Linked DNA regions of Mus musculus: region 1 is linked to region 2. Evidence: chromatin loops called from intact Hi-C (ENCODE). Cell type or tissue: gastrocnemius. All regions are shown on one strand. Links, peaks and the distances in the headings refer to the core of each region. The heading gives the core; the rest is flanking DNA. Region 1 holds the start of Calu (calumenin). Region 2 holds the start of Hilpda (hypoxia inducible lipid droplet associated).

Evidence for each region. A loop is a pair of places that touch in the nucleus more often than their neighbours do. Peaks named below come from ENCODE experiments on the same cell type or tissue, not always from the same donor. Only the 100,000 strongest peaks of a DNase experiment are listed, where the experiment ranks them.
Region 1: a loop joins it to region 2, with 2.9 times the contacts of the local background. A loop is called at or near these places in 2 of 42 quality-filtered maps.

Annotation. Positions count from the first base shown.
Region 1 is chr6:29,341,070-29,357,615 of GRCm38, forward strand. It overlaps Calu (calumenin), which reads left to right and starts at 7,037. Exons shown (of 7, transcript NM_007594.4): 1 at 7,037-7,139; 2 at 15,402-15,628. The coding sequence starts at 15,408. In gastrocnemius, for the core only: a CTCF peak has its summit at 10,741 (motif pointing right); a DNase peak (open chromatin) is centred at 6,985; H3K4me3 peaks cover 3,291 bases; H3K27ac peaks cover 2,277 bases.
Region 2 is chr6:29,263,034-29,279,579 of GRCm38, forward strand. It overlaps Hilpda (hypoxia inducible lipid droplet associated), which reads left to right and starts at 9,593. Exons shown (of 2, transcript NM_023516.5): 1 at 9,593-9,777; 2 at 11,617-12,416. The coding sequence starts at 11,673. The coding sequence ends at 11,867. Gm40358 (a long non-coding RNA gene) reads right to left here and starts at 1,926. Exons shown (of 3, transcript XR_868828.2): 1 at 1,784-1,926. It also overlaps a transcript of Fam71f2 not described here. In gastrocnemius, for the core only: no CTCF peak of the experiment used is centred there; DNase peaks (open chromatin) are centred at 9,552 and 10,462; H3K4me3 peaks cover 2,517 bases; H3K27ac peaks cover 2,510 bases.

The sequences.
Region 1 (16,546 bases), core at 3,467-11,466, 76 kb after region 2:
TATAAAAGTCTGATGCTCAACTGGAAAATTACATTCAGATTCAACACCTCTCTTGTGTGTTTGACTGATTGTCATTTTTCATCCTAATCTCTGCCCATCTACTCTAGAGACTCTTTCCTACGCAGGCACAGGGGACCAGAGGGCCTGCGGCACAGCCTCCTGTGTTTTTATTGAAAATTATCTGATTTTAAATTGTTCTCTAAATTTAATTAAAATACCAAAATAATAGGATGAGTACAAATATATTCAGTTGATAGAACCTAGTGGGGAAACCCCTACTCAATTCCTGATTCGGCGTGCACCCAAAAAAATCACGAAGGACCATCTTGATGTAATTACATGAGGTCGTTTAATTACGGAGCTCCTGGCCGACATGCATCCCACACAAGAGATAACGGATGTGGGCCACAAGGCTCAAAAGCTAGGGGGTTTTATCGGGTAAGGGGCTTAGGGGTGTGGAATTCAGCATAGCAACACACTATTGGCTTATTCAAACAGCAGCAGAAAAAATTAGATGTGCAGGGTGTCAGAGTTCTGTGAGTTGTTGACTCAGTTCAGATAGCCCTGTTATGTCCTCATTTTCCTCTTTATCTTTAAGGTTAAGCTGTTCCCAGGAATGTTTTAACTACGGGGCATACCCAGGTTTGTTTTTCTTTTTTCTCAGCCCCAGGCAGACTCTAGGCTCACAAACAACCAGCAATTTCTGAGTATTTTATATGACTGACAGGTCTTGAAATTTCATCGTTCTTTCACAGTGAGAGAAGGAGGTATAACAGTTATAGGTAAGAGATGATACACTTTTGAGCCAATGGGTTTTAAAAATGCTTTGGTTGAGAGTGAACTTTGTATGATCTGATAAAGATTGCCCAAAAATGGAAATGAAGGAGAATAATTTTAGAAGGTTGAATTATATTGTAGAAATATTGTGAAAATAAAACTTAAAGTGGAGATGACTATAACTACGTTGAGTATAATATAAAGTTTATTAAAAATTTAAGGTCAAAATTCAATGACCTGAGATAAATTAATGCTGGACTCTGTTTGCAACAGCAAGGTTTCCTTAAGTATTGATGTAATCATACTAATGTTTTTTTAAAATGCCTTCAAAAAGCAAGGACTGTGTTTTTATTGTTTTACTAAATGATTAGATCTTACTTTTATGTGTTTAGCTTTCCTACTGGACAAAGCCTTTGATACTTAGATAGCCATCACCTTAACAGTTACTTGGGGCATTCCTACTAAACTATATCATAAACATAGAAGTCATTTTAAGGTGAGATGGCTGACAAGGTGGCTCAGTGGGTAAGGGCACTGACTGCTCTTCCGAAGGTCCTGAGTTCAAATCCCAGCAACCACATGATAGCTCGCAACCACCCGTAATGAGATCTGACGCCCTCTTCTGGTGGGTCTGAAGACAGCTACAGTGAATTTATTTATAATAATAAATAAATCTTTGGGCCTGAGGGAGCAGAGCTGACTGGAGCTAGCAGAAGTCCTAAATTCAATTCCCAACAACCACATGATGGCTCACAACCATCTGTACAGCTACTCATATACATAACATAAATAATAAATCTTTTTTAAAAAAGAAGTAATTTTAATGAACAAATATTTAAATTTATTTATAAAACCTGGTTTATTAGATTAAAAAGAGCACCAGAAAACTATCAAAAATTAAAGTTTTGACTTTCTCCTAAGATTTACCCATTTTAGAAAATATTTCTTATAAAATAAGTACTTGGTTTCAACAAAATGGCTGTCTAGGTAAGACCTAAACAGTGACACCAGTTTACATGCCAACATGGGGCTCCATCCTTAGATGAAGACTGCCAGCAAATGACAATTGCCTTTAGAGGGAGGATTAGTCTTCCCCAGGAATTAACTACCAAAATAATAATCCATTGCCAAGTGGTAATCCCTAAAAATATACATACAAGCAACTTTATGATTTATACCAAAGGAGTCTTAAAGATCAAGACAATGTCATGTGTCTTTTTCTAACTGTGGATGTCAGCCTTGGATTTTCAGATATGTGTGTTTCATTTGGAATACCCTTAGAAATCAGTGCATCTTTTAACACTTGTCGGACAGGCTTCTATTTGCAATAGATGCTGATAATAGAGACCCACAGCTGGCCAGGGGGCTAAGAATAAGAGATTGATGAATTCTGAGCCCTAAAGAGAATGTGTGTGTGTGTGTGTGTGTGTGTGTATCCTTCACCCTCTTCCGTAGTTCAGGAATCATTTCAGAACAGAGTGGAAAGAGTGTGAGAGCTACAGGCAGTGGGCAAATACAGGGAAACAGGGTCTTCTGAACACACCAGGGAAGCTGCATTTATGAGCTCACAGAGGTTGCAATAACAGGCATACAACCTGTGCAGACCCAATCCAGGCCAATTCCCAATATGGAGACAGTTTTCTCTAAGAGCATAGCCCCTGATAAGTTGACCATGAGCCAGTGAAGACTGCACATTCAAGATATTTAGGCAGCACAAATGGGTCTTAAGAGGATCTAAAAGAACTCAAATTCCAGTGGGCAGGGAAGGAGGAGGTTCGGGAAGAGTTAAAGGTGGAGGTTAAACATGATTAAAACATACAGAACTCTCAAAGGACTAATGAAAAGTGTTTAAAGTACTTGACACTCTATTAAAAATAAGTAAAAAGTATTTGAACCATCTCTATTAAAGAAAAATGTCTTAGTTAGGGTTTCTATTCCTGCACAAACATCATGACCAAGAAGCAAGTTGGGGAGGAAAGGGTTTATTCAGCTTACATTTTCCACATTGCTGTTAATCACCAAAGGATGTCAGGACTGGAACTCAAGCAGGTCAGGAAGCAGGAGCTGATGCAGAAGCCATGGAGGGATGTTCTTTACTGGCTTGCTCCCCCTGGCTTGCTCAGCCTGCCCTCTAATAGAACCAAGACTACCAGCCCAGAGATGGTCCCACCCACAAGGGGCCTTTCCACCTTGATCACTAATTGAGAAATTGCCTTACAGCTGGATCTCATAGAGGCATTTCCTCAACTGAAGCTCCTTTCTCTGTGATAGCTCTAGCTGTGTCAAGTTGACACAAAACTAGCCAGTACAAAAAGCATATACTTTTTTTAAAATAAATAACCTTTAACCATGGTAACCAAAAATTCAAAATTAGTTACAGAGTCTTCCTCAGAGAATAAGGAAACAAGATGATTCATCAACTGAAAGAAAGAAAAAAAAATCATAGCAAAGACTACATTCTGACGGGTGGAGGAAACATGTACCCAGGCATATCTACAACCTCAACAGCTAGACCAGAAGGCATGAATTTTTGGTCACATTTCTAAGATGAAACATGTTAAACTTCATCTGAGAACATGTCTGTATGGACTTCAGAACCGCTGGATAACCCTCCTCTTCAAGTCCATTGACAATTGAGTATCTATCTTAAGTAACTTTTCTCTTTTTGTTTCTTAAATCCCTTTATAATTAGGTATTTTCAGAAATTGTCTATGATACTTAATATTTTGCTTGGTATACAACTAAATAATAAATAGTGTTAATTTTGGTTTTAGTGAACTTACAAAATCATTATTAATCTTTTTGTATTTGTTTATTTGAATCCCCACCTTACTCAAAACTAGTTTTCATGTTTAAAAAAAAATCAAGTGTGGGCTGGAGAGCTGGCTTGGTGGTTAAGAGCATTTCTTCTTGCAGAAAATTAACTGAGTCCAACCAATTAAACTCTGTAAAAGGCTATAATATGCTTAGACGTTGAACAAAGTAACTTTACCTCCATTTACTTTAGCTAGAGGCAATTGAAGATGTGGTTAACTCTTTCCATTCATTTATACAGAAGACATACACCTCTAATAACTACAACATCCTTTAAGTTTATGCCTTAAGTGCTGAAGTCTCTTCATTAAATGAGTGTCTAAAGTATGCTACATTACAATAAGCTGGGCTTTTTAAATTAAATGATATTTATATTTTTCTAATAAAAAGGAAATAGACAAAACTACAGCGACTACTTATAGAGTCTCATTTCCATTTCTGCCATTAAAATAAAAAGTAAGATTTAGTTATGCCTACAAAGATCTTAATATTCTGACTTCTTTTGGGGGAATGGGAGTAGGCTTAACATTGAACCCAGGGCCTTCATTTTACTATTGTGCTACATCTATCACTGTTGTTAATATTTTGTACATAAAACATATAATCTTATTAAGAGAAAATTTATAGGAATATTATATTGTTATCTAATTTATTTTACGATGTGGCTTTCTATTTACGTTCCCCGACTAAATCTGGTTTAATACCAATATAATACAACAGATCTGGCCAATAGCCAGATAAGAGCTATGATAAATTAAATGTTGATGATCAGTCTTTCCTAGAGTTAGAGTTAGCCACTATATATAATCGAAATTATGGTTATGAAATCAAGCTGGCCAGAACCAAAACAAACAATTAAAAATATAATAGATTTGTTTTAAAACTCCAATTATAAATAATATGGTTCACAGAATACAAGTAACTGTAAACACAGGGATAAATATACAGTCAATCTAGAGTTGGTTGGTTTTTTGTTTTTAATTTTTGCTTGTTTAAATGCCCATTTCCTTCACTAGCTACTTTTATGCCACTGGGCCAGACAATGTTCTTGATTAGTGTGTGTGTGTGTGTGTGTGTGTGTGTGTGTGTGTGTGTGTTACTCTTAATATATGTCACATTGCGACAAATACAGAGGACTTAAAAATAGATCTGGACTATAATGGCCAGTAGATTTTAATGATATGATCCAGAAGTTGTCGTCTTAACAGCTTTAACAGGCTATTTCCCTCTCTTGAAGATTGCCCTCTGCCTACTACTCAGCCTCATCTACACCAGATGCTAGGAAGTGTTTCCTAGCAACATGGAGCATTAATAATATTCAGTAAGTACTATGTGTCCCTGCACCATGCACAAAATACAGTGCTTGGTCAACAGGGAAACAGTGGATGAGGGTGCAAAGAAAGCAGCTGCACTTTCAAACTGAACCTTCCTCAAGTCTTACTGGCTGATTAGACCCTCAGTGATGTGGTGAAGTCAGAACATTGCTAGTACATAGCCAAATTATTTTGGAACATATTTAACCTTCTTAATATCGATTTATTTAAGAACCTTTTACTTCTCTGTAACTGACCTAACAGCTTTATTAGGCAAGTCATGTGGACTGTAGAAACAAAACACTAATTTCCTTTGGAATGTATGGCTTAGCAGACCACTAGCTTTCACAACTCAAGAGCTAAGCGCATCATCAGATAATTTATCTGAGGGTTATACGGAAGGTTTTTTTTCACTTTGCTATAACCCATTCTCTGATGTTTCCATCAACGTAATTGAAAAGTAATTTTCTTTGTTCTATTACTATAAAAACTTCATCAAACTGTTACTACATTGGTACATGAAATCTGGGTTCCTAGTCATGGTCACTCACATTTGGCTCCATAATAAACTTTCTTTGAGATGAGAGTTGTATTTTGAGTTGGTGGTTTGGATGTTCCAAACAGTAATTGCACACTTTCCTTGTCTTAGGGCAAACTGATTTGCTTTATTGTCTTTCATGAACTTAGTCTTTGTTTTGACTGGACTTAAATTCTAGAGGCTTTGCTATTCATTTCATACATGTTGAAAATAAAGTAGCTCTCAGGCTGGTGAGATGGCTCAGTGGGTAAGAGCACCCGACTGCTCTTCCGAAGGTCCAGAGTTCAAATCCCAGCAACCACATGGTGGCTCACAATCATCCATAACAAGATCTGACTCCCTCTTCTGGAGTGTCTGAAGACAGCTACAGTGTATTTACATATAATAATAAATAAATCTTTAAAAAAAAGAAAGAAAATAAAGTAGCTCTCAATGAATACATGTTTTAATTTCATGGCATTGAGTAGGTGATGGGTTTACTAAGGTTATATAGTTCAGTGGTAGAATGGACAACTAGAATCCTGCACAGAGTCTGGGTTCAAACTCTCCTGTCCCCCGCCCCTCCAAACAAACAAACAAAAAAACAAATTGCTAATTTCCTATGTTTCTTTTAAATCAGGGGCCTTCAACGCAACGGGTTTCTTCCATTCAGTTTCTTCTATTCAGTTCACTTAGTATTGCTGAGAATTTCCTTGGACCTGGGCTGTAAGCTGGGAGCTCCTGATGTGTAAGTCAGGCAGATCTTATTTTGGCACTTGGTCTAATCGAAGACATAAGGACAAGCACCGTTATTAAACAATATCTGGCTGCGTACTGAAAATGCAAACTGCCAGGAAAGCACATGCGTATTATCTGTTTACTGACCAGGAAAGATTCCTAAAACTAACACCTTAACTGAGCACTGGCAACTTCACGACTACAGCTTCCCCTAAGACATTCCAGGATGACAACCTGTTTCATGACTGATGGCTTTCAGTAGCTGAAAAATCGAGAAAACATACTTCAGGCAGAGGAAGCCGCTTTGTGGACAAAGACCACATGGGTGTAAAATGTAAGGCTGTAAGGCTGTTAGGGGAGGCCGGGATCATGATGGTTTAGGCAGAGATGCGAAAGAGCATGGTGGGTGAGAATCGAAGCTGAAAGGTGCGTGTTGGCGGGGCGGAGAGCTGCTCAGTAGATCTGACTCTAGAGCCAGAAGTTGGGCTCATTCGCAGTGGGTGGTGACGTTACAGCGGGACTATTCCGGCCCCAGGGGCTTGGAGGCAGGAAGAAAGCCATCGGAATTACACTAGAAGCCTAGGGAATCAGGGTTGCCTGCCGTAAATGAGGTCGTTGCGGTCAGTGGGCCAAGGTCAGCGAGCCGCGCCCACACACCCAAGAGCAAGGAGCTGGGACTCAGAGTCCCCACGGGCTGGGCAACCCGAGCTGGGCGGGAATCCGGTCCACGCAACTCGGCGCGCTCGCGGGGACGTGGCGATTTCCAGCCAATCCCGGCCACGCGATTGTGAGACCAATGGCCGTACGAAGAAGCCATACGTCAGCAGTGATCGTGCCGGGGATTGGTGTGAAGACCCCCGACAAGTCGGATGGGGGCGGGGCCATTAACCACTTCCGGTTGGGCGGTGCTTGTGCGCGGGAGCTCACTCCCTGGGTGAGCCGCAGCCACGGTATCCTGCGGCGTGGAGCTCCCGGGAAAGGTAAGTTCTGTGGTGCTGGGTGGGTCCTGGTTCGCTCTTATTCTGTCCGTCGGCCCTGTTCCCCATTCGTAGTGGGTGTCCTCACTCCGGTCTCAGTGCACCGGGATGGGCCCGAGGCTCCACTCTGGCCCTCAGAGTGCGGTCCCCGACTTGCTGTCCCGCAGCTCTGCGGAAAGGGTTGTAGCTCCCGGGCCCTGCGCCCTCCTGGGCACCGTTTTTGTGCCTGGTTTCGCGCGTCCTTGATCTCCTCCCCGGGTTCCTCCACTCAGTGTCCCTGGGACTAGAGGGTCACTTTTGTTTGTTTCCTGAAGGTCGGAGAGAATTGGGTAGAGAGTTTTAGTATCCGCTCCCTGCCACCTCGCCGGACTCTTGGGAGCTGCCACCCCGCCCCAAGGCCACATCCCGAGAATTGAGTTGCAAGTGCCAAGAAAGAAAGTGTTAGCTGTCTTACAGGGTGTAGGAACATGGAGAACAAAACGATTGAAAACATAATGTCATTATTTTTAAAACTTCTTGTTAATTAGAAAAGAACGTCGCAGTTTTCTATGTTTGGCTGGATATTGTCATTAATGGAAATAGTTTTCACGTGTTAATTAGGGAGTTAATTACCTTTAAGTAATCACGGGTTTTTTGCTTGTCATTCCCAAGTGTTCTGATTTTTGATATGCTGTATACAGAAGTGAGCTTAATTTTAATTCGCGATAGTTGCTGTAATTAAGAGTGGTTTGCATTTTGTAAAGTTCCTTTTGCATGAGTGGGAAAGATCAGTGGATCTGCTAAGACTTTTGGTTCTTTGATCGAAATTCCTAAGCGTTCAAAGCCTTGGAACAGGGTTTTTTAAGAATTGCATTCACTTCCTGTCATGAACCATCAAGTCAGCATTAATAAGTTGGGAATGATAGCGCTCCAGTTTAATTTAACATGAAGGTAGAGTGACCTGGAGTGGCTGATAATTATTCTTTGCTATACCTGAAAGCTGACCCAGGAGAAGTATATATTTGACCTCATTCAGTTAGATTTAAGTATCGAGCAATAGTCACTGCTAAAGAACTTGTGTTCTTCTGTCCAAATGTGGGACCAGAGAGAACCTATTACTTGTGTGTAAGATACCTATTACTATTACTATGTCTGTCTGGTCCGACTATGAGTTTGGCAGTGTTTCAGGGGTCTCCAACAGGATATTTTGAAGATTCAAAAGGAATCATGAGCTCATAAAAAATATAAAGTATGTGTGTATTCTTCTCAATGTCATTCTCAATCATGGTTGGGCGCCATTCATATAGTGATATGTTAATTGATGTGTTATATCATTGCTTCAGTACAGGAGACTAATATGTTAGTATTAGCTTAATTTTTTTTTGTAACATAGATGTGCCAGGGATGTTTCCGGAATAGCCAGGAATAGTCATGGGAAATGCTTGATTAAGATCCTGGATTCTTTCTAAGTTCGAGGCCAGCCTGGTCTACAGAGTGAGTTCCAGGACAGCCAGGGCTATACAGAGAAACCCTGTCTCAAAAACCCAAAAAAAAAAAAAAAAAAAAAAAAATAATAATAATAATAATCCTGGATTCTCTCTGGGCGTGGTGGTGCACGCCTTTAATCCCCAGCACTTGGGAGGCAGAAGCAGGCGAATCTCTGAGTTCGAGGCCAGCCTGGTCTACAGAGTGAGTTCCAGCACAGCCAGGGCTACACAGAGAAACTCTGTCTCGAAAAACCAAAAAAAAAAAAAGGATCCTGGATTCTTTCTATATAAACTTGGTTTTTTTCCTCTGTGGCTTTGATGTTGTTTTGCATGTGAGAAAGTCTCACTGGTATCCTTGGCTGACCTGGAACTCATTATATAGAGCAGACTGGCCCCAAACTCACAGGAGATCAGCCCATCTCTACCTCCTGTATACTGAGAAGATTAAAGGGATGCACCACCACACCCAGCTTTTCTATGAACTTTAAATATAAATGCCGTTAGGCTGTAACACATTAGAATTAAACAGATGGAATAATATTTATGTATGGGGACAGGTAAACCCTACCTTGGCATGCTTGTGGAAGTCAGAGAGATGGCTCGTGAAAGAAAGCTCATTCTCACGTTCCACCATATAGATCCTTGGGTCCAACTCAAGTTGTTAAGTTGGGTGGCAAATGCCTTTACTGGCTGAATCATCTTGCAAGCCCCTAAAATCACATATTTGCCTATACCTGGCTTTGGGCCAGATCCAGTAATAGAATTGGAAGTTGGAAAGCACATCAAAGCCAAATTGCTGCCACATATCCCCCAATTGATCCAATAAAATGTGTTGGTTTCTAAAAAGTACAAGACTTTAGCTTGGGAGCTATAGAGAGACTTTTTTTTTAAATTTTTATTTATTTTATGTACATGAATACACTGTAGCTGCCTTCAGACACACCAGAAGAGGGCATTGGATCCCATTACAGATGATTGTGAGCCACCATGTGGTTGCTGGGAATTGAACTCAGGACCTTTGGAAGAGCAGCAGTCAGTGCTTTTAACTGCTGAGCCATCTCTCCAGCCCTAGGGAGATAATTTATTTAACTTATGTAGCAATTGTTTCAGAACTGCAGAATCTGGTGGGTGTGGTGGCTCGTGCCTGGAATGCTAGCTTTTAGAAAGCCCAATTGGGAGAATTGCCTCAAGCCAGAGGTCACTAAGCAGCATATGGAGTTCTGGGCCAGTATGAGCCTCAGTGAGACCCTCTGCCTCCACTCCACTCCACCCACACAAACCCGGGAAAGGGAAATGTCTTAGCCACTGAGGGTGTTTGCTGCCAAGCTTGACAGCCTGGATTTCAGATTCAGGACGTAAATGGTGCAAGGTGAGAGTTGTTCTCAGACCTAAGCCCACATATGCCCACATGCATGTACATGCACACACACATACATAAAACAGCATAGCTTGTGGTCATTATTGTGGAGTAATACAAATGAGTTTCAAGAAAATCAGTACAGCTGGGCAGTGGTGGCACACGCCTTTAATCCCAGCACTGGGGGGGGGGGGGGGGCAGAGGCAGGTGGATTTCTGAGTTTGAAGCCAGCCTGGTCTATAAAGTGAGTTCCAGGACAGCCAGGGCTACACAGAGAAGCCCTGTCTCGAAGAAAAAGAAAAAAAAAGGAGGAAGGAAGGAAGAAAGAAAGAAAGAAGAGAAGAAAATCAGTACAAACTTCTTCCAACTGGCGTTATCAACCATGGTAGCTAGGTCTTTTCATCCAAGATCTTGTTAGATTGCTTTTCTCCCCCTAAGATATTAAAATGATTTAGGCTTCTGACACTGAAGGAAGATTGGGCTAAAATAATTACACATTCTTTTATGCATATTAAACATAAATATACAGTAGAATCCAATACTAGACACCACAGCTTTTTTATCCCTGATGTTTTGATAGATTAAGTTGGCCAGTGAGTCATATACTAAAATTTCATCTCAGAGAACCTTTCCTACACACACAAGTTCTAGAACCTTTTTCTTGTAGTTTTTTTTTTCTTGAGGTGTCATTGTTTGAGATTTGTTTTTATTTTATATTTATGGGTATTTTGCCTGCATATGTCTGTGCACCATATATTGCAGTTCCTAAAGAGGACAGAAGAGGGCATAATTTCTTCTGGAACTGGACTTCCAGATAGTTGTTAGCCACCTTGTGGGTACTGAGAATGGAAGCCAGAGCCTCTGGAAGAGCAGTCAATTCACTTAAACACTGACCCTTCCCTCCAGCCCCATAAGTAAGTTGATTGTATGGCTAGAGATTTTTAGTTTGTACTTAATTGCTTTGGTTGTAGAACTGATGATACTCAGCCCTCTTGTATTTCTTCCACTTGATTGATTAGAATGTATTGGTAAACTAGAGTAAATTGACTGCACTAGACAAGTGTGAAATGATTTGTCATTAACATGCCTTTTAAGAGATGGAGAGTGGAATGATTTGACTTGTGTGTGACAGTCTATCAGTGGTTCTTCTACTAACGGCTGCACTTGAAGAATGCCAGTAACAAGGTCACCTTTATTTCTAGATTTTACATCCCAAGTCTCAGTATAGTTAAGATAATACTATCAAGTTATTACCCTTGGTTTCCATTAAATAAAGTAGACTTTTAAGCACAGAGTCCTCTGCTCCAGGGTGGAGAAGTGCCTTTCTGCTGGGTATCCTAACTCAGAAAACTGGAATTTTACCACCACACCCATTTCTCCCACTTGCTAGCATTGAGCAATGGGTCTTTGATCAACCAGAGTAATTGTGGAATTTCTTAGAATTAATATTTCTGAAGGGATGAATTTACTATAGACATCTAAGTTGTCAGAAAGGATGGGTGAGATCAAGGAGACTTTATTTTTGAAACAGGGTGCATATAGTCATCTATATGAAATGTAACACTTCTAATCATATCTTAGTTTCTACTAACCACATTTTAAATGTTTATTAGTCCACCTAGCAAGTGGTCACCGTACTAGCTAGACCTTTTCGGTTTGTTTCAGGACTTAATCTTAGCCAAAGCCCAGGCTTGCCTAGAGGGTATGACTTAACTGTTTTTTTTTGTTTTTGTAACTCTGGCCCTTTCCACCTTCTTGTTCCTTTTGAGGCAGGCTCTTTGACTGAACCTGCAGAAACCTTACCCATTCTCCTGTCTTCACTTCCCACAGTGCTGGGCTTTTGAGATAGTAGAGATTTTAGCTCCGGCCCACATGCTGACCCAGCAGGCATCCTTGCCCGATAAGCCAAAACAAACAAACATTCGGAATACAAGTTTCTTATTGTCTATTGCCGAGTAGACTGGGTAGGGCCCTTGGCTTTGCCAGTTGGCTGGTCCTGGTTAGGTGCTTTATTTAGTGATAAGATAGAAAACCAAATTTCAAAGCGGCTGCAGATGGTGAGGAGACAGAATCAGGCAGCAGTACAGAGAATGTGGGTGAAGATAAGCCTGAAGTCATGAGGCTGTCTGGGGAAAGACTGGTTAGTGTTTGGGAAAGTCAGAAGAGAGTGTCTGTCATATTGCTTGGGATTGGAGTTACAGACCAAGGTAGCCACCCTGTGGGTACCGAGGAAGAAACCTTCCTCCTCTAGAAGAGCAGCAAGTGCTCTTAACTCTCCAGTCTTTCCTTGTTCTTTTATGGTTGGTTGGTTGGTTGGTGTGGGGTTTTTAGTTTGGGGGTTTTGTTTGTTTTTGGTTTGGGTTTTTGTTGTTTGGTTTGTTTTTGGTTTTTTGTTGTTGTTTGTGTTTTTGAGACTGGGTAACCCTGGCTATCTTGGAATTCACTATATAGACCATGCTAGCCTCAAACTCTCAGAGATCCTCTTCTCTCTGCCTCCCCAGTGCTAGGATTTAAAGCATGTGCATCAGGCCTGGCCACTTCTTTTATTTTTAAGGACTTTTATATAAGCACGGTCACCATTGGCTGTGCTAAACATCTTCTTAGTTTTTGTAATCCAGGGGGGGCTCTATAAAGCCAAATTAATGGTTTAAATTCATTAAGCTACTATTTGAGGATGGGGGAAATGGACATATTGAGGCTTATAATACACTGACATTTAGTTTCCACATCCCTAACACAGTTCTCTTCCTTTGTTCTACTTCCCAAAACTTTGAAGCAGATCCAGAGAGAGGTGTTTTGGGGGTGCAATTTGATTAACAGCTTCTCAATTAGATGCTTTGCTGAGAGAATTTTCTGATTGGATAAGTATTTGCATATACATGTGAGTGCTTAGACTAGTTAGTTTCGATAGTGATGTCCCTAGGAAAGGAAAACCATTTGTTGCTGAGGTTTAATCTTTAGATTTGGGCAGAGTGGGCTGGAGAGATGGCTCCGCGGTTAAGAGCACTGACTGCTCTTCCAGAGGTCCTGAGTTCAATTCCCAGCAACTACTTGGTGGCTCACAACTATCTGTAGTGAGATCTGATGCCGTCTTCTGATGTGTTTGAAGACAGCTACAGTGTATTTATATATAATAAATAAATAAACCTTAAAAAAAAAGATTAGGGCAGAGCCATAGATTTAGCCTTCAGAAGATGTAGTGTCCCTGACTATTCACTTCTTGCAGATGTAGTAACAAATTGCAACAAACCAAGTGGTAATTTGGTTTTGTTTTAATTACTACTTGTGTGAGTAATATGGGTATGTACTTATGCAGGTCAGAGGACAGCTTTGTGTGGGGTCAGTTCTTTCTCTTCACCTTAATGTGGGTTCTGGGGATCAGATTCCAGGCTTTAAACAAGAGGCACTTTACCCAAGATGGCTCAGCGGGTAAGAGCACTGACTGCTCTTCCGAAGGTCCTAAGTTCAAATCCCAGCAACCACATGGTGGCTCACAACCACCCATAATGAGATCTAACGCCTTCTTCTGGTGCATCTGAAGAGAGCTATGGTGTACCTGTTTATAATAATAAATGAATCTTTAAAAAAGAAAGAAAAAAAAAGAGGCACTTTACCCTTGAGCCATCTCACCTGTCACTGACTGATTTTTTAAACTGAAATTTATACCCTCCGGCAGTTGAGAAGGCTAAAAGTTCGGCACAGATGTTGGTTGGGCCATCTTCTCTTTGAAAGGTCTTCCCTTTCTCTTCTCAAGTCTGGTAGTTGTCAACAGTGTTTGGCAGTCCCTGGCTCACGTATGTATCACTTCAATCTCTGCCTGTCACAGCACAGCCTTCTAATTCTGTGTCCAGATTTCCTGTTTTGTAGGACACCATCTTTGGACCCACACTAAAGAGTATGACTTCATTTTAACTTGATTACATCTACAAGGACTATATTTCCAAATAAAGGCACATTCAGAGATACCAGGGATTAGGCATAATAGAGGAAGAATAAGAAGTATTGTGAAATTGCTAAAAAACTTATTTTCCCTGATAGAATGGTAGCAGACATTCAGCATTTCCACAATGAAAAGATTAATTAAAATATGAAAGCTCAGGGCTGGAGAGATGACTCAATGGTTAAAAGCCTTGACTGTTCTTCCAGAGGTCCTGGGTTCAATTCCCAGCAACCACATGACAACTCACACTGTCTTTAACTCTAGTTCCAGGGGACCCCACACCCACACACAGACATGCATGCAAGCAGAATACCAATGCATGTGTTAGATGTATAATAAATGTAATAAAAGGTATGAAAGCCCAGGAAAATTATTCCTTTTGTTTAATGTTAAGATTTTGTTGTTGTTCCTTGAGACTTTAGCCTCTCTAGTAATAGTATAAGTTGTTTATAAAGTATATGGAATTGGTTTTTGTTATTTTTATTTTGTTTTGGTTTTCAAGACAGGGTTTCTCCGTGTTGCAGCCCTGGCTGTCTTGGAACTCACTCTGTAGACCAGATTGGCCTGAACTCACAGAGGTCCACCTGCCTCTGCTTCCCAAATGCTAAGTTAAAGGCATTTGCTACCATGCCTGGCATGAAACAGGTTTTTAACTGTTAAAACAGTCAGTTTTTAAACTGACATTGTCTCTGGGATTTACCCATTTTTCAGTAGTGTTCCAGCCTTGTGCTTATTAGATTCACCTGTGACTATGATCTGAGAATAAGGTGGGGGTTGGGAGTTGAGGGGGCAGGTCTGTGTTCATGGCAACACACAGACACATGTACACATAGCTCGGAATCTGAACTTTGTATAGTACCTGGGGTCTTTGTGCCTGAGCAAGTCTGGGAACTGCAACTATGCAGATAGATAATGTTGTTGTTACTTGTGAATGGACATCCAGATGGGTTGGTGACAAGATTAGGCTATATGAGAGACCTGGTGCTATGGGGCAAGGCAGCCACTGTGAATGTGAGTGGTTCCCGCTCCAGTGGTTCTGAGTCACCAGAGGAGCTTTGGAAGCCACCAAAGCCTGGATTCTGGAGGGGTGGGACTCTTAACTCTTCCAGGTGATATTCTAATATTCAGCTGTTTGAAGACCAGATCACTGACAAAAGAACAAAAGCAAAGGGCCTACGTCTTGTCCTTTCAGTTTTATTGGCATTTTGAATAAAAAGATCAATTATTTTAGTGTTCCTTGAAGAAAAACACTAAAGTTGTATTTGAACTATAACTTCGTAATTAGCCCAGAGTCGTAAAGGAAATAGTCCCTCTACAGTAACTGGAGGTCTGATGGCCTACTGTGCTTACCTTAAGGATTAAATAATGTACTTGGGTAACATAAAAGACTTAGATATAAAGACATCAAGTTAATAATTTAAGGGAGACATATTTTGGTTTCTTCCATGTTATCAGGCATACTGCGTTCTTCGTTAACTACCTGTTCTTTTCCTTTATGGTAGGTTATCATGGACCTGCGTCAGTTTCTTATGTGCCTGTCCCTGTGCACAGCCTTTGCTTTGAGCAAGCCTACAGAAAAGAAGGACCGAGTACACCATGAGCCTCAGCTCAGCGATAAAGTTCACAATGATGCTCAGAATTTTGACTATGACCATGATGCCTTCTTGGGTGCAGAAGAGGCAAAGAGTTTTGATCAGCTGACACCAGAAGAGAGCAAGGAAAGGCTTGGGTAAGATGTCTGTTCTTGACCAGGGAAGGGGTCCAGGGGTCCAGAGGGTTGAGAAACACTAAAAACCTTTCTTTTTTTTTTTCTTTTCCTTTCTGGTTCAGTCACTTATAAATCTGTGCCGAGCTCTGTCTTCTGAGTACTAACAACAGAATTGCTGCCACTAAAATCTAATAAAATTCCTGCTTTCATATACTTCTCCACTGAATAACAATTGCACCTCATTCTTCTACAAAGCAAAATTATCTTCATAAAAGTACCCAGTGCGGCACATACTGCTCTTTCATAGGACCCAGATTCAATATCTAGCGCTCAAGTCAAGAGTTACCCATCCATCTGTAATTCAAGTTTTAGGTTATCTGATGCTTTCTAGACTCTAAGGACACCTGCACTCAGGTGCAAATGACAACACAGACACACATGTACACATAACTTTAAAATAATAATATATTTTCCCTAAAGTACCAGTAGTACTATATCCAGTTTAAGCTTATCATCTTAATTCCAGAACATTATATGGCAGTTCTTAGTTCTGCTGCTTTTAATTTTGAAAAACCTTCTGTAACTTATTCATTGAGCCCAGGCCAAGTAATGCTTAAGTGCCTAATAAACTAAAAATTGGATTTCTGTAAAGTTGGTGTTCTTTAATAAAAGTCAAGGCAACCATTTGAACAGGGGTGTCCAACCTTTTGACGATGCTGTCTTCTACAACAGAGCTAAGGTTGGGAGGACTCCTTAATGGAGGAGCGCTTTCCTGTACTTGATCCCAGTACCTAAGAAAACAAAGCAGTAACAAGTAAAGACAAAAATGACTTACCAAACAAGGCCTGATTTTCAGAATAGGAGTGGTTTTCAGTGACCCTGTCCCAGTCAAGTTTTGGGGTCCTAAGTAGCTTCTTACCCTAAAGACTCACTAGAGGG
Region 2 (16,546 bases), core at 5,631-13,630:
ATAGTTGAACAAGTCCATGATATTTAAAACCACTGAGTTAGCCAGCAGTTGTGGCATGTGCCTTTAATCCCAGCATTTGGGAGACAGAGGCAGATGAATTCCAAGCTCCAGGCCAGCCTGGTCTACAGAATGAGTTCTAGGACATCTGGATGGGGGCTACATAGTGATAACCTGTCTAAAATAATAAGAACAAAAATTAAAAATAATAATGCCAATAATAAAAATAAATAAATAAAAATTAAAAAAATAAAAATACTAATAATAAGAATAAAAAAATCTTAAACCTCTCAGAACAATCTTAATTCTTTTCTATTTTTAAGATTTATTTATTTTATTTTATGTATAAGAATACACAATAGCTGTCTTCAGACATACCAGAAGAGGGCATTGGACCCCATTATGGATGGTTGTGAGCCACCATGTGGTTGCTAGGAATTGAACTCAGTACCTCTGGAAGAGCAGTCAGTGCTCCTAACCACTGAGCCATCTCACCAGTCCCCCTAATTATTTTCTTTTTCCTTTGCTTTACTCTTTTCTTCCTCTTCCCTCCCCTCCCCTCCTCCTCCTCCTCTTCCTCCTCCTTCTCCTCCGTGCTCTTGCTGGAACCCAGAGCTTCACACATACTGGGCAAATAACCCCACCACTGTTGTGCATTTTCTAGCTCTGTAATACCCTTTAAGAGCAGTAGAAAGGCTCTTTAGACAGCACATGCCCATCAGCTGAGAGACATAAACCCTGAATGACATAACCAAGTGAACTCAGGTTAAGGAGAATTGAGAACCAGAAACAGTAAACAGCATTGTCTGCCTCTAGGTTCTAGGGGACAGGGTAAACGGACACACAACACTTAGCAAGGGCTGCAGCACTTTCATTGAGGCAGTCAGGAAATATCTACGGAGAGTCTACTACTAAGCCAAGAATAAAGGGAGGTTTGTCAGGGAGGGGAGAACAAAGAGCCTGGGTATTCTCTTCCCATCCCCAGCTGAGGATCCAAGCCAGGCCTGGTTGCTAAGCAACTGCTCTACTGGCTTTACCACTGAGCTAAATCTCCAACCCGTCTTTTAATAATATATATTGTTGTGTATGATGCGGGTGGGGGCATGCTATAGTGTGCATGTGGAGTTCGGAGGACAACTTTAGAGCTCTATCCTTCCAGTTGTGGGGATTGAACTCAGTTCATCAAGCTTGTGGGGGCAAGCGTTTGGCTTAGTCCTCTCTTTGGCCCCTCTTTCCTCTTTCTGCCTCCCCCAGCTTCTGTCCTTGGCTGGGTTAGGAGGCAGCAGGACAAGCCTCCATCCTCCACTAGCCAACTTGGAACAGAGTCACAGGGTTAGGCAGCTGGCAGGAGAAATGTCTGGGCATCTGGCTAGGACAGAGTTGCCAAGCAGTTAGGAAAAGACAGAGTGTAGCTAAGTTCAAGTGTGAGTCAATGCAGCGTGTGTGTGTGTGTGTGTGTGTGTGTGTGTGTGTGTAAAGAGGACATGATGTAGTAATTATGAATGAAAGTAGACCCCAAAAACAGGAAATCCCCACTGCACCCCAATACTTCTACCCACGTCTTTCACTTCCGTGCTCTAAGGTGCCTGCTTTCCTCAGAACTTCCACAGTCACTCTCACTCAACAAGCCTTTTTGTAGTTCACCCAGACCTGGTCCACAGTCAGCCCAGGCTCCCCCATGCTCAGAGCTGACTGTGGCTTCCAAGGCAAGATGACAGGTAGGAGGGAAGCTCCACCCAGGTTCTCACTTCAGTGACTCGGGGCAAGAAGAGTATGAAAGGTCTACCTGGTCATTCTTCCGCAGCTGCAGAGTGGGTGTGTGTGGAGGCAGCTCACAGTGGGCTCTCTTCCATCCGCATAGGTTCTTCGTTACCTACACAGCGGGACTGTGCAGGAGCCTCCACTGAGATGAAGAGATTGGAGTCCTCCTGAATCTCTCCTAAGCTTTTCACCAAGCTGTTGCTTTCAAACATCCTTTACCTCCTTTTTAATAATACCGTCACTCTTTTGTAGCCTTGATTCAAGCAACCTTGGATTGAAAATACTTACAAAGTTCTATACTGAACATGTATGGGTTTTCTCCCAACCCCCCAATATTATCTCCTAAAAGCAATACAGTGTAGCTACTATTGTTACCTAGCATTCTCATTGCATTATATGATACAGGTGTAATCTATGCAGAGGGTAGGCATATAACTAATCTAAATTAAGGTATTCAAAAGAACGTGCAAAAGCCACATGCAAAACCCATGGCATTTTATGGACAGGACTTGAGAACCTGCAGCTGCAATGTCTTGAAACCAACCTCCTATGGATCCCTAGAGGTGACAGTGCCATTCAAAATAGAGCACTGGAAACTCAGGAAACTATAACCTTGCCAAATCCACCCATTCTCACTTTCCGGACCTCAGCACAGCTGGGTATGGTGGGCGTACCTGCACTCTCAGAACTCAGAGCTGAAACAGTTCAAAGCCGACCTGGGCTGCACAACTCCAGCCCAACATGGGCTACAGAGGAAGACCCGATTTCAAAAACAAACAAATAAAAAGACTGGGCACAGTGGCTAATGCCTGTGATTCTGGCATTCGGGGGTGGAAGCAGGAGAATCTTGAGTTCAAGGACAGCCTCAGCTACATAGACACCTTGAAGTCAGCTTGGGATAAACCTCTGACTTGATGGGAAGAGAAGGTTGGAGGAAGTTGTTACTGTGTTAGGTTGCTTGCTTTCTTTTCTTCTTTGTTTCATTTTTTTCCCACCACACAGGGTCTACCAGGCCATCTTGAATTTGAATTCACAGCAGTCTTGCCTCTGATTGCTAAATGCTGGGATTACAGTGTACACTACCATGCCCAACTTTGAATTCAACTGTCTAATAGACAAGTAAGATATTGTAGAGCACTGACTAATTAGTAAACTTTAATTTTATTGTTCTGTAGTTTTTGAAGTCAGTCTAGCTTGATGATCCACACCTGTACTCCCAGTACTTAGGAGATGGAGGCAGGAAGATCAGGAGTTCAAAAGCCAGCCTCAGATGCCTGTTGAATTTGAGGCTAACCTGAGCTATATGAGACTGTCTTTGAAAAGTTGTAAGTTCTGCCCTGGTGAGATGGTTCAGCAGCTAAGACACTGGCTGCTCTTCCAGAGGACAGGTTTGATCTGAAGTCCCACTATGTGCAATTCTAGTGCTAGGGGATGTAATGCCGTCTTCTGGCCTCTGAGGTCATCAGGCACTCATATGGTGCATGACGAACATCCATGTGCATAAAATAAATGTATTGGAGAGCAATTGAAAAAAAGACACCTCACATTTGCCAGGTGTGGTAGCTCATACCTTTAATCTCAGTACTCAAGAGGCAGAGACAGACAGATGTCTGAGAGTTTGGGGTCAACATGGATACGTAATGAGTTCCAGCCCAGCCAGGGCACACAGTGAGATTCACAAAACAAATTCACAATGCCAATTCCTGGCACCTGTGCAAATTTGTGCTTACAAGTGCATAAGCGCGTGTACACACACACACACACACAGGACCTTTCTTTTTCATTCTCAGTTTACCCCAACAATATCTTTATAGCCCAAATTGACCTCAAACTCATGAGTCTTCTATTCTGGCTTGGCCTCTTGTGCCCTGGGATGACTGGTGAGGTTTATTTAAAGTACATTTTTATTATGTGTGCATACATGACTATGTGTGTGGTCACATATGTGGCACAGTGTGCATGTGAGGGTCAGAGGCAACTTGAGGGGATCAGTCCTCTCCTTCCATCATGTATGTCCCAAAGACTGATACAGGCCACAGGCTTGGTGAGAGCACTTTACCTGCTGAGAGAGTCCACCAGATCCTGGTGTCATTTTGAACCTTGGTTTCTCTCCCACACTGCACTATTCACCAATATTCTCCAATAGATCTGGGGAACAGGGGCCTGTGTTGCTGCTGGTGATGGGGCTCCTGGCTCCACATAAGCTGTTCTTATGAAGAAACTAAGAACTGGAGGAGTGACTTACCTCAGCTCTGGGTTGAGTTGCAAAAGAGCCAGATTCTGGATTGAGGCTACTGACCCAGATAGGCTGGTGAAGTCATTGTTTACATTGGGTGGCCTCTGTGCATCTCTCGTGCTTCCTCTAGATGCCCTTTCCCCTGCTCTCCGCACCTTGCCACGGCCTTTCCTCTCCCTCCCCTAGCATCTCACTATTTCATGAAGTACAGGAAAAACAACACATGAGATGGGATAAAAAAAAAAACTGGGTCAAGACTTAAGGCAGGCACGCAGGCAGATTTCAGAGGTAGATTGTTTGCCTAGCATGTGCAAGGCCGTGGTCCAATCCCCAGGACATCAAGGGGGTAAAAAAAAAACAAAGAGCTCAGGCAGTGAATTTTCACAATATTAGTAAATTGGTGTGGATTATAACTACAACAGATACCAGTGGGGAAATTTGGAAGATAAATTATCATCATGTGACTCAGAATAAAATGTATAACAAATACTGATAGAGCTTGGTGTACTGGTTCACACCTATAACGCCAGCACTCAGGGGGCTGAAAGATGGAGGAGTTCAAAACTAAGCTTGCTATATAGTGAGTTTCAGGCTGGCTGGGCTCTAGAGTGAGACTCTGCCTTAAAAAAATAAAAAATAACAAAACGAATTCACTTATATGGTTCAGCAAATACAAAAGCAACTCCTGTGTGCCAGGCATTGTTCTGGGTTCAGGTATGTAGCAATTTTCAGAACAATCGTCATTCTCACAAAGCTACAATCTAGTAGGAGAAAGTAGTCAACAAGAAATGGAGTTGGTGGTGTTGGGCACTAGGGAGACAGTGAAGCCAAGTGGGGATTTGGGTGGGGGGCAAATCTGGTACTGAAACAGAGGGGCTGTTTAGGTAGGGTACTTTCAGGTAGGGTCAGAATGTGACCCTATCATTCCTTGCCTCACTCATCCAGCATTTAGTGAACATGCCTGACATGGAAGAGCCTGCAGTGGACAGAAGACCTTTTTCATTCTGGGTCACGCAGCCTCCTGTCCAGGGCAGAAACTGCTGGGGGAATTGTTTTTTGTTTAGTGTTGATTTTTTTCCCCTCTTTTATTTTCTTCCTTCTTTCCTTCCACCCCTGATCCCTGCCCATGCTAGTTCTGGATATGTAGCTGGAGTTGGCCCCAGATTCTCCATGCTACCTCCGTCTCCTTGGTGTTAGTTAGGATGTGACCCATCTAGCTTCACACTCAGCTTCAGTAATACCCTGCCTCAGCCCCTCAGGTTGCTCCAGCTACTTCTGAAGAGCTGAAACCTTGCTCTGCTCTACTTAATGGTTTGAAAACTGAAAATTCCAAGATAGGGAGCAAGAATGAGATCTATCCACCCTAAGGATTTTATTCTTTTTCTTTTTTTTCTCTTCTTTCATTCATTTTTTTTTTTTCTAGAGAGAGGGGTTTTATGTAGTTTTGGTTGTCCAGATTGACCTCAAACTCAGGGAGATCCACCTGCCTCTGTCTCATGAGTGTTGGGATTAAATACCACTAAGCCTGACTAGTACTTTCATTTGAAGATATAAAAAAGTCTAAAGCAAATATCTACTTCCCTTCCAAATAAAAAGACTGGCTCCCCTTTCATCTTTGTTCCCTAAGGCTTCCACCCCTACTGTGAAATAGTGTGTGGTAGGATACTTTTCTCTTACTGTAATAAAGTCGTCTGACAAAACCATTGTGAAATAGAGTGTGGTAGTTACTTTCCTATTACTATAATAAGGTATCCTGACAAAGGCGACTTGGAAGCTTATTTTGGGGTAGAATTTGGGGGTACCAGTCCATCACAGCAGGATGGCAAAGATTGGCAGCAGGCGCACAAGGCAGTCGGTAACACTGCATCCACAGCATTGACACCGGCCTTCAGCTTTCTTCATTCAGTCCGGGACCTTTACTACAATTAGCCTAATCCAGGAACTCCCTTACAGACTTACCCAGGTGTTGTTTCCATGGGGTTTCTAAATTCCATCAAGTTGGTAATCAAGATTAACAAAGACAGAAGGCCCCAGTAGCCTAGGCTGGCCCCAGAAGCCTAGGCTGGCTTTGAACTCATACAGTTGAAGCTGACATGGGACTGGTCCTCCGGCCTTGCCTCTCCAGCACTTAGAACTGTAAATATTCAACACCACACCCAGTTTCCTGTTCCCTTCTTAAATGTTTACCAGGCTTTTCTTAGCTCATCGTATCTTTACTTTCCCACACTAATCATTATTATTAAAAATAGTTTTGACTTGCTATAATTTGGATGGACCTATGTGTTTTCTAAATATTTAACCACTCTCTTTTGGCAGCTCATTTCCTTTTGACCTCAGTTTTTTTTTTTTTTTTTTTCTTAAACACAACAGAGGTTTCTTTTGTAAAGGCCCATGGGTTCTGTTTCTGTTATCTGACGATGTCCTCATCTTATTCTTTTCAAAACAAATAATGTTCTTGTCAGGAGCCAATCGCCTAGGCCTGTAATCACAGCATCTTGGCAGACTGAGGAAGAGATAAAGAACTGGCCAGCAAGATTCTGACGCAAAAGTTAATAATCTGACTTTATTCTAATATAATACATGGAGCAAATTTCACAGTTTCTGGTGTGTGTGTGTGTGCACGTGAAGGGTTGGGGAAGATAAGCTAAAAAAGGTCCTATAAATTCTCCAAATATATATATATATATATCAGAAAAACGACCCTGAAATGTTCATCCTCCATGTCCCCAGTGTTGGAATTACAGGTGTGTGCCATCACACCTGATTTGTGCAAGGCTGGGGACTGAACCTTTAGCATGTTAGGCAGACACTCACCAACAAGGCCAGATCCCCAGTCCAAGGTTCAGCTTTTAAATGAAGCATGCAATTCAGTGGTTTCGAGTGCATTCACAGACTGTGCAACTATCACTACTAATTTCAGGACATTGTCTCACCTACCAGAAAAAGAAACCGTATATGGGTATGGTGATCCATGCCTTCAATCCCAACACTCTAGCCAGAGGCAAAAGTTTCAGGCTAGCCTAATGCATATTTTATATAACAAGATCTTGTATCAGAAACCAAAGGGGTGAAAAATGTAAAAAACCTTCTACCTTGTTGTGTGGTGACCATTAATCTATGTTGTCTCTAAGTTTTGTTTGTTTTGATTTACCTATTCTGACAAGTCACCTAAATGGAATGTTTGTGTCTGTTTTGTTATTTTGTGTGAATGTTTCACTTACATGTGTATGTTTGTCCACCTGTGAACACCACTACTAGTTGTGAGCTGTCACATGAGTGCTGGGAACTGAACCTGAGTTGCTCTTAACTGCTGAGCCACCTCTCCAGCTCTGGTTTATTTTAATTAGCATAACATTTTTAAAGTCTCATCCATGTTACAGCATATACAAGTCATCTTTGTCTCCTTTATTTTACATTTTTCAAGACAGGGTGTCTGAGTGTAGCACTGCTATTCTGAAAATCATTCTGTAGACCATGCTGGCCTTGAACTCAGAGATCTGCCTGCTTCCCATTTTAAGACAGTGTTGCTTGTAGCCCAGGCTGGCCCCCAACTTGCTAGGTACTCGAAGGTGGCCTTGATTTAGAGTAGTCCTCCCTCATCCACCTCCCATGCACTGGGATTATGGGTATAGTGTTGGACCAAATAAGCGGTCCGTATTCCAGCCCCTATACTTACCTTCTCTTAATAACATGAAGACTGTGTTAAATATGTACAGACTGCCTTTTCTTTTCCTGGCTTATGGCAATCTTGTACGAATGCACTCATGATTTATATAGCTGGTGGGCTGGCTATACTGATGGGCTATACTGATGGGCTTTCTCAGTCCTCTGCCACTGTGAACAGTGCTGGAGTCCTTACTCCACAGGAGGGAGTTTACCTGAGGGATGACTCCCAGAAGTGGAATTCTGGGTAAAGGGGGCACAGACACTTTACCCAGTGTCTGTATTTACACTTTTCAGTATAATCATAAACTGAACTGATATGAGTTGCTCAGAACACTGATTTCCACCTCCTGTGCTTGCCAGCACGTCTCTCTTCTTCTAGGTACATCCCCCACCCTCTGTGACAGATGCGATGTCCTGAAAAGTAGGGGAAAGGTCACAGCGGAAGTTTGCTTCCTCCCTTTAATTCCGTTTAGTTTAGAGGCGAGGGCTTCTCCCACACATCGAATTGGCTCTCCCAAGGGTTCATTGACTCATCCTGGAAGTCATGAGAACGCACACCAACCCCCCCCCTCCTTGTAGTAACTATCGTGTTCACTTAGACCTGCCCCTAATTCTTGAGGGCTTTCCCCACTTGAGGGCTTGTCCCAGGAATCTTTTCTGAGATTCCCCCTTTGGGTCAGCACCTCTCCTTTGCGTTGGTTGGAGCCGGCAGGTGACTGGTAAGGCAGGTCAGTTTCCAGGTATGAAATCTAGACCATGACCTCCTCCCTCTCTAGTTCAAGCAAAAGGCAACTTTAAAAGAAAATAGCTTATTTTTAAAGAAAAAAAAATAATCTAAAATCCAATGCCCTCCCGGGGTACCGGAGCCACTGAAGGCAAGGCGATCCGTCCAAACGCCGTAAAAAGCCGAGACCAAAGCCAGGACAAATATTTTACTTTCATTCGGGAGGGCTCGAGAACAGTCGCAGGTACACTACAAGAACCTGACTCAAAAAACAAAGGAAGGAAGGGAGGGAGGGAGGGAGGGAGGGAGGGGGAGAGAGAGAGAGAGAGAGAGAGAGAGAGAGAGAGAGAGAGAGAGAGAGAGAGAGAGAGAGAGAGAGAGAAGAGAAGAGAAGAGGAGAAAAGGAAGAGAAGAGAGGAGAGGAGAGGAGAGGAGAGGAGAGGAGAGGAGAGGAGAGGAGAGGAGAGGAGAGGAGAGGAGAGGAGAGGAGAGGAGAGGAGAAAAGGAAGAGAAGAGAGGAGAGGAGAGGAGAGGAGAGGAGAAAAGGAAGAGGAGAGGAGAGGAGAGGAGAGGAGAGGAGAGGAGAGGAGAAGAGAAGAGAAGAGAAGAGAAGAGAAGAGAAGAGAAGAGAAGAGAAGAGAAGAGAAGAGAAGAGAAGAGAAGAGAAGAGAAGAGAAGAGAAGAGAAGAGAAGAGAAGAAAAGAAAAGAAGGGCTGGTGAGATGGCTCAGTGGGTAAGAGCACCCGACTGCTCTTCCGAAGGTCCAGAGTTCAAATCCCAGCAACCACATGGTGGCTCACAACCATCCGTAACAAGATCTGACTCCCTCTTCTGGTGTGTCTGAAGACAGCTACAGTGTACTTACATATAATAATAAATAAATCTTTAAAAAAAAAAAAAAAAGAAAAGAAAAGGAGGGCGGAAGGAAGGAACTCCTGCGGGGCCTTCCCACACTGCCCGGGCGTCACTTCAAGTACTGCATCCAGCAATGGGGGAGGGGGTAAAGGCGCCTTTTGGCTCCTGATCTTCTAGAAGGCGGCCGGTGAGGCTGAACCTCATGCTGTTCACTCTGGACTGCAGTGAATCAACCGCGAGCCGCGTGCTTTCCGTGACTCCCCGAGAACTCTGCGGCGACGCTGCTGACGCAGGGCTGGATGGCCAGCGGACGTGCCCCAGGGCGAGCTCGTGCAGGTTCGGTACGCGTGCGCAGTCTCCGAGGAGCCTCGCCCAGAAGGGGCGGGGCTTTGGGAGGTCCGTTTGTCTTTGGGGCTTATTTCTATCCAGAGCAGTGCCTGCGTGGAGCTTCCACGTTGCGACTCAGCCGACCTTCTTCCTTACTCCTGCACGACCTGGTGTGACTGTGAGCAGCCGTCTCTCAACTTTTCCTTCTGAGGTAACTGGCCCAGGACCCCCCAGGCCGGAGGCCGAGACATGGATCCCTTGTCCCATCGGTCGGGCTACTTGCGTTCGAGTCAGGGCTTTGCCTCCACCGGCTCTCTCTGCGTCGCCCAATCTATGAACTCCATGGGCCACCTTTGTTTGCCCACCAGGTTTCACCAAAGTACCTTAGCCTTCCCTTCCTGTCACCGCTTTAGAGTGTTGTGTAGTAACTGCCCCTTTGAAGGCTGAGTTCTTGTCTGTAGGACGACCATGTGGCCCAGAGTACCTTTCAGAGTGCCTGAGCTATTTAAAAGCATTCAAAGATGTTTGGATAAATTAACTAGATTTGACTCTTTGCTATTTTCTGTTTGCTACTTTTTGTTTTGTGGTACTCCGAATTGAACCTAGAATCTTGTATGTGCTAGATACAGCTTATACCACTCACTGGGGTGCATTACCTACCAGCCCCTTATGTTTACTTTTGAGACAAGGCTTCACTAAATCTTCCAAATTAGCTTTGCATTCTCTATAGCTCGGGCAAACCTTAAACATGCATTCCTTCTGCCTCAGCCTCCTTCATAGCTGGGATTACAGGCTTTTGTCACCCTTATCGTTTATATTGACGATATTATATTCAAGAAGTTTATAAATCCCCTGGAGGTGGTGGTGGCGGCGCGGCGGTGGCGGCCCGCGGAGGCCCGCGGACACCTTTAATCGCAGCCCTTAAGAGGTAGAAGCATGGAGGATCTCCGTGAGTTCGAGGCCAGCCGTACAGAGCTAGTTCTAGGACAGCCTGAGCTACACAAAGAAACCATGTCTCTGGAGGCAAAAAAGTTTGTAATCAACTTGGATGTATGATACAGGAGAAACTTAGACAGGTTGTTTGCTCTAGGACATATCCCTATTTCTTATTCTTGGGGCACTATGCTAGGGTGGGCAAGCACTCTATATACCACTGAGTTATATTTCAGCTCACTTTTTTTTTTTTTTCGAGGCAGGGTTTCTCTATGTAGCCCTGGCTGTCCTGGAACGCACTCTGTAGACCAGACTAGCCTCTAACTCAGAAATCCTCCTGCCTCTGCCTCCCAAGTGCTGGGATTAAAGGCGTGCACCACCATTGCCCTGCTCCACATTTTACTTTTTGAGTCAGGGTCTCACTAAGTTGCCCATGATAGTTTTAACTCACTGTGTAACTCAAGTATGCACCACCAGCCACACCTATCATTTTCTTGTATTTTATATATATACATGAAATACACACACATATACATTCATGGAGGCATTTTGCCTTCATGTTTTGTATCCTGTTTGCTGTGCATCATGGGTGTGTGTAGAGGCCAAAAAAAGGACTTCAGATTCCCTGGGACTGGAGTTACAGATGGTTGTGAACTGCCGTGTGTCGGCTGGTCCTCTGTAAGAGCAGCCAGTGCTAACCATGGAACCATCTCTCCCGCCCAATTTTCTTTCTACTTCCATCCGTCCCTGATGTAAAGTTAAGTCCTGGCACTGTAACTGGGTTTGTGCGTTGTGCTTGGTGGGAGTGGTCTTAAAGAGGGGTAAAAGTAATTGGGTGTGTGGAATGTGCTTGTAAGCCCAGCGCTTAAGAGGATTGCTTAAGTTTGAGGCTAGCCTGGGCTACATAGCAGGGAGAGGTAAAGATATACAGTTGTAAACAGTGTTCTTGAAATTATCCCAACAACATGTGTATTTGTTCTCCAACCACACATGCTTGGAGGTGATGCCGGGAGGGGACTTGCCATTGTCCCTGTCTCCCTGGCCGGCAGGGCCTCCTCTTGCTCCTGAGAAAACAAGGGTTGAGAGTAACTCAGACTCTTTCTTTCTTTCTTCACAGGATCTAGCAGCAGAAAGCAGCTCTACTTCCCTGCAAAGGAGCTGGGCACCGTCGCCATGAAGTTCATGCTGAACCTCTATGTGCTGGGCATCATGTTGACCCTGCTTTCCATCTTTGTTAGAGTGATGGAGTCTCTGGGAGGCTTACTGGAGAGCCCACTGCCCGGGAGCTCCTGGATCACGAGGGGTCAGCTAGCCAACACACAGCCTCCTAAGGGCCTGCCAGACCATCCATCCCGAGGAGTGCAGTGAACCTCCCTCCCTGCAGGCATCACAGCTTCAGCATGTCCAACCACACGTTCCATTTCTCGGGAGGCAGCATCAAGTGTCTCCAAAGGACTCTTACTAGGCCTGGAAGGGCTGTTCCCTTACCCTGGAAAAGAGCCTATTTCCCCTAGAGCTGTGAGTGGGCTGTCTGTGGCTCTGGGATGGAGGTGTACCAGTTCCAGCTGTTGGGAGAATGGATTTTGGTTTCGTTTGTTTCAGACCTCTGTCCTAAAGGACTCTTTTGGACCTAAGTATCTTCTGTTGGTTTACCATTGAGTCTCTTCCCTGAGAGTTGTTTGGATGGCATCAAAGGGGTTGTGGTTTGACTGTGAAGACAGAGGGTGGACTATCCAGTGTCCAGGTCAAGTTGTACATTTAAGTTCTTTCTCCAGTGTAATGCACATGTGTTTGTATATAATGTCTAAAGGGCTATGGGATGATCAGGCCTGCTTAGGGTATGGGAGTTCCAGCCACTGTGTGGCTTAAACATGAATTTTTCTAATGCAATAAATGTGAATATATATGTTTCCACTGTTTGTCCTGTTGACATGCCTGCCCTTGAAATTAGTAAGGGGAAGTTTAAATCCTAAATCTATAATAAGTAAGCTTTATCTCTATTTTTATTTTTGAGGCAGGATCTCACTGTGCAGCCCTGGTTGTCCTGGTAGTCACTATGTAGACCAAGCTGGCCTCATAGAGACACCTGGTGCCTCTTTTGCTTCTCTAGTGCTGGGATCAAAAGTGTGCACCACTACATTTGGCCATTTTTACATACATACATTTATTTATTTATTTATTTACTCCAGAAGAGGGCGTCAGATCTTGTTACAGATGGTTGTGAGCCACCGCGTGGTTGCTGGGATTTGAACTCAGGACTTCCGGAAGAACAGTCAGTGCTTTTAACTGCTGAGCCATCTCTCCAGCCCCCTGTTTTTACTCTTGAGATAGTCTATGGTAGCTAAGGCTGGCCTTGTCCCCCGGATTCACCTGCCTCTACCTTCTAAGTGCTAAGACTGTAAGCTTCTGTCTAAACTTAGTATTTTCAAATTTAGGAGCAAGAAAGTGTCCAAGGCCTTGTTTAGAAACTGAATATGGATTGCCAGAAATTCCAAGGACAGCTAGGGCTGCATAGCAAGACTGAACTCAAAAAGTTTTGTTTAAATGTAAACTTGCGGGCTGGGCCTTTCAACCCTGCCCTAACAGCCAGTTATCTGAGCCTAGGCAAGACTCAACCTTGGCCCTCCATGGTTGCCCCTATGGATTCAGCCAGCTGTAGGTTCAGATCTTGATTGTAAGGGCTCAAGATTGAACTTAGGGCATTATATGTACCAGGAAAACACTCTACCAAGGAAACTATTTTCAGCGCTGAAAATATATTTTTTTTTGTAAATTATGTCCACTATTCTTTTGTCCATGATAAGACACCTTTTCTTGTCATTTCTTCCTAAACAAAACAGAACAACTTTAGTATTTACATTGCATTAGGTATTATTATAAGTAATCTGGAGATAAGTATGTGTTAACATACAGTTGGGTCCTTTGCAGATTATATGCCACTTTATATGAGACAGAGTTGTGGCATAATCCCCTCCCCACTCCCAGAACTGTTTGCTCTTGTGACTGGTCGGACTCTGTAAAGGAAATCTGCCCTCTCCCCGCCCTGCCTCAGTCTAAATGAGCATTCTTGCAGGCCTAGCCATCTTGTTCTCCTCAATGGCTTAGCCAGCTAAGTGGCTGTTTGATTGTTGTCAGTTTAAGTCAGCTACTGAATGTCTGCACGGTGCATGTCATTTGCCTGTGAGAGCTCCCGAAGCAATCTAGATTGGCCTTGAAACCTAGGATCCTTCCACCCTAGCCTAATGGATCTGGGGTTATAGCTACATGCCGGGTGCTCATTTCTGCCCTTGCCCAGCACTGAGCTTCCACTCAGCAGTGGAAGAAGGGCTGTTCAGTTTTGAAGCAGTCTCACTACATAGCCCTAGAACTGATAATGAGTAGCTGACAAGTGACCCAGACTGACCTCAGAGTCCCATCTGCCTCAAATGCTGGGATTAAAGGTGTGGGTCATTACAATGGGCAAAGAGGCTTCCTTCCCACAATCCACCTCTCTGATCCCTGCCCTGCTATGAAAGTATTCACTCTGCCTTAGGTTTCGCTCTCATCTCTGTGTTTATGAATTTGATATACTTTTGCCAAACAAAAAGAATGGAACACAGCGTCGCGCCCTCTGCTCAACAGCTCTGCTTCCTTGGCGTTCTTAATGCAGCTGACTGATAGCTCTGGCTTAGGGATTGGTTTTGACTATTGCTGGGTGGTAGTCAGTATATTGCCAACCTCCACATTCTAGATACATGGTTCATTATTAGCCCCTTTGGGGATAAGAAATTATTTATTTATTGGGTCTTGCTATGCAGCCTAGGCTGGCCTCAAATTTGTGATTCAGTTATTGGGGTTAAAGTTATGTTGTCACACCTTGCTTCTGAGGACTGGCAAACTAGCCTTGACTTTGCTGAGGTTACAGAAGGTTGATTTCATTAGCGTAGTACTGTCAGTCATGTATTTGGGGGATTAGACTTAGCCGCTAAGGCACTGATCAACAAGTCAGATGACCTCAGTTTGATCTCCAAAACCTACATGGTGGAAAGAGAGAATATTCCCATAGGCTTGTCCTTGAAGTCTACAGGTGCACTGTGACATACTGGCATCCCCAACCCTTCACACACACCACCACCAGGATACACACAGAGTAAATGTAGATGAAAAACTTAACGTAATTGGAGAACTGGCAAGATGGCTCAGTGGATAAAACCTCTTGCTGCCAAGCCTAATGGCCTCAGTTTGATTCGAGGACCCACAGCATTGAAGATGAACACCATCTCTTGCAAGTTGTTCCCTGACCTTCACAAATGTGTCTCCCCCAAAATAAATGTAAATAAATAAGTGTATAAGAAAAAGTATAACTGGAAAGCAAACAGTGGCACACACCTGCCTTCTGTGTAAGCCAATGTTGGTTGTGAGAGGGTCTTGCTATAGTCTGCACTTCCTTTGAATTCTTGGCAGTCCTGCCTTAGTCTCCTTATTAGTGGGGTTACAAGTATGTACCACCATGCCCAGCTAGTTCCGATATTTCTATCCATCAAGGGCACACTAGGTTATAATGTAGCAAGATCAGTAAAAATCTCAATGGCTTAGAATCATTGCCCGGGTCCCTAAAAAGAAGCAGGTGCCTAAACAGTGCATCCCCACCTATTTCTGCTGATTGGTACCCCACAATCATCAGGCTGCTGTGCACTTGTCCGTCCATCCCCCTGCACCCCCCCATTTCTCCTTATCTCCCAGACTGCTATTAACCTGGTCTCCCATTACCATGTGTTAGATGTGTGGGAATGTGGCTTATACTCTTTTTTTTTGTTTTTGTTTTTGTAGAGCTTGGCCACACTGGTAGAGAAACTTGTGCCTTGCCCAGAACTTAAGTTTGAACCTGATATTGTAAGTAAATGTCATTTAACATTTTTTTCCCTTTGAGGGAAGATATAGTAAGGGTGTCCTACCTACAGGAGAGGTGTGAGGTGTGAGTTGAATAGTTATCTACCAGGAAGTTATCTACTACTAGTGGTAGTCAGCAGTATTCTTTTAGTATTCCTTCATTTGTTTGTTTTGCGACAGAGTCTCACTGGGTAGCCCAGAATGGCCTTAAACTCACAGCAATCTTGCCTCAATCTCTTGCCCTGGGACTCACTAGAAGCTCACTGCTGACTCCCTGTGGCTGGACGGGGCTATGGAAGATGATTCTGCTCAATCAGTCCTGATGTAACATGCCTATTCTAGACTGGAATATGTAAGGACTGTTTCCCAACCTATAGCAACCTCCCCCAACACCCTGCTTTGGTAACTAAAATTGATCTGTGTGGGACTGTATTGGAGTTGGGTGTTAATGAAAAGCTTTGATTTCCGCCCTGTACTTTCCCGCGTGTGATAAGTGGTGCATCTGTGTGTATGTCCTTGTATGGGCTTGACCTTGCCACGTGAGGCTGCCAGAGGACCATTTAACAATGCAGCCCCAGCTATGTAGCTCATGTAGGCCTTGCATTTGTGACTCCCTTGCCTCTGCCTCTTGAGTTACAAGCATGCACTGGAACGGTCTAAAATGCAGAGACATGGGGACTTGCTAAGTTAGGAAAGCAGATAAGATAAGCGCTAAGAGAGAAAAGCAAAGAGAACTAAGGCACAGTGTATCTAAAAACCTCCAGCTACCAAGGTTTAAGCCTGTTAACTGGAGGCCTGAACTCTATTGCCATCTAGTGGATGCTGAAGAGAAAGGAGTGTTAGGTCATATTCAACTATCCTGTCCTGAAAAAGACAGGAAGGAAGGAAAGAAGGAAGGGAGGGAGGGAGGGAGGGAGGGAGGGAGGGAGGGAGGGAGGGAGGGAGGGAGGGAGGGGGAGAAAAGAAAGAAGAAAGAAAAGTATTTTCAAACTAATGGGAACAGGTTTTAGAATTCTATAAAACTTCAATATTGAAAATAGCATGAGACGAGCCTATGACTAGACGGTTCAAATACGCTCTGGGAACTGGGAAGTGGTTCAGTGGGTAAAGGCACTTTACCTGGCAATTATGACAACCTAAATGCCGATCCCAAAACACATAGAAAAAGCCCATCGCAG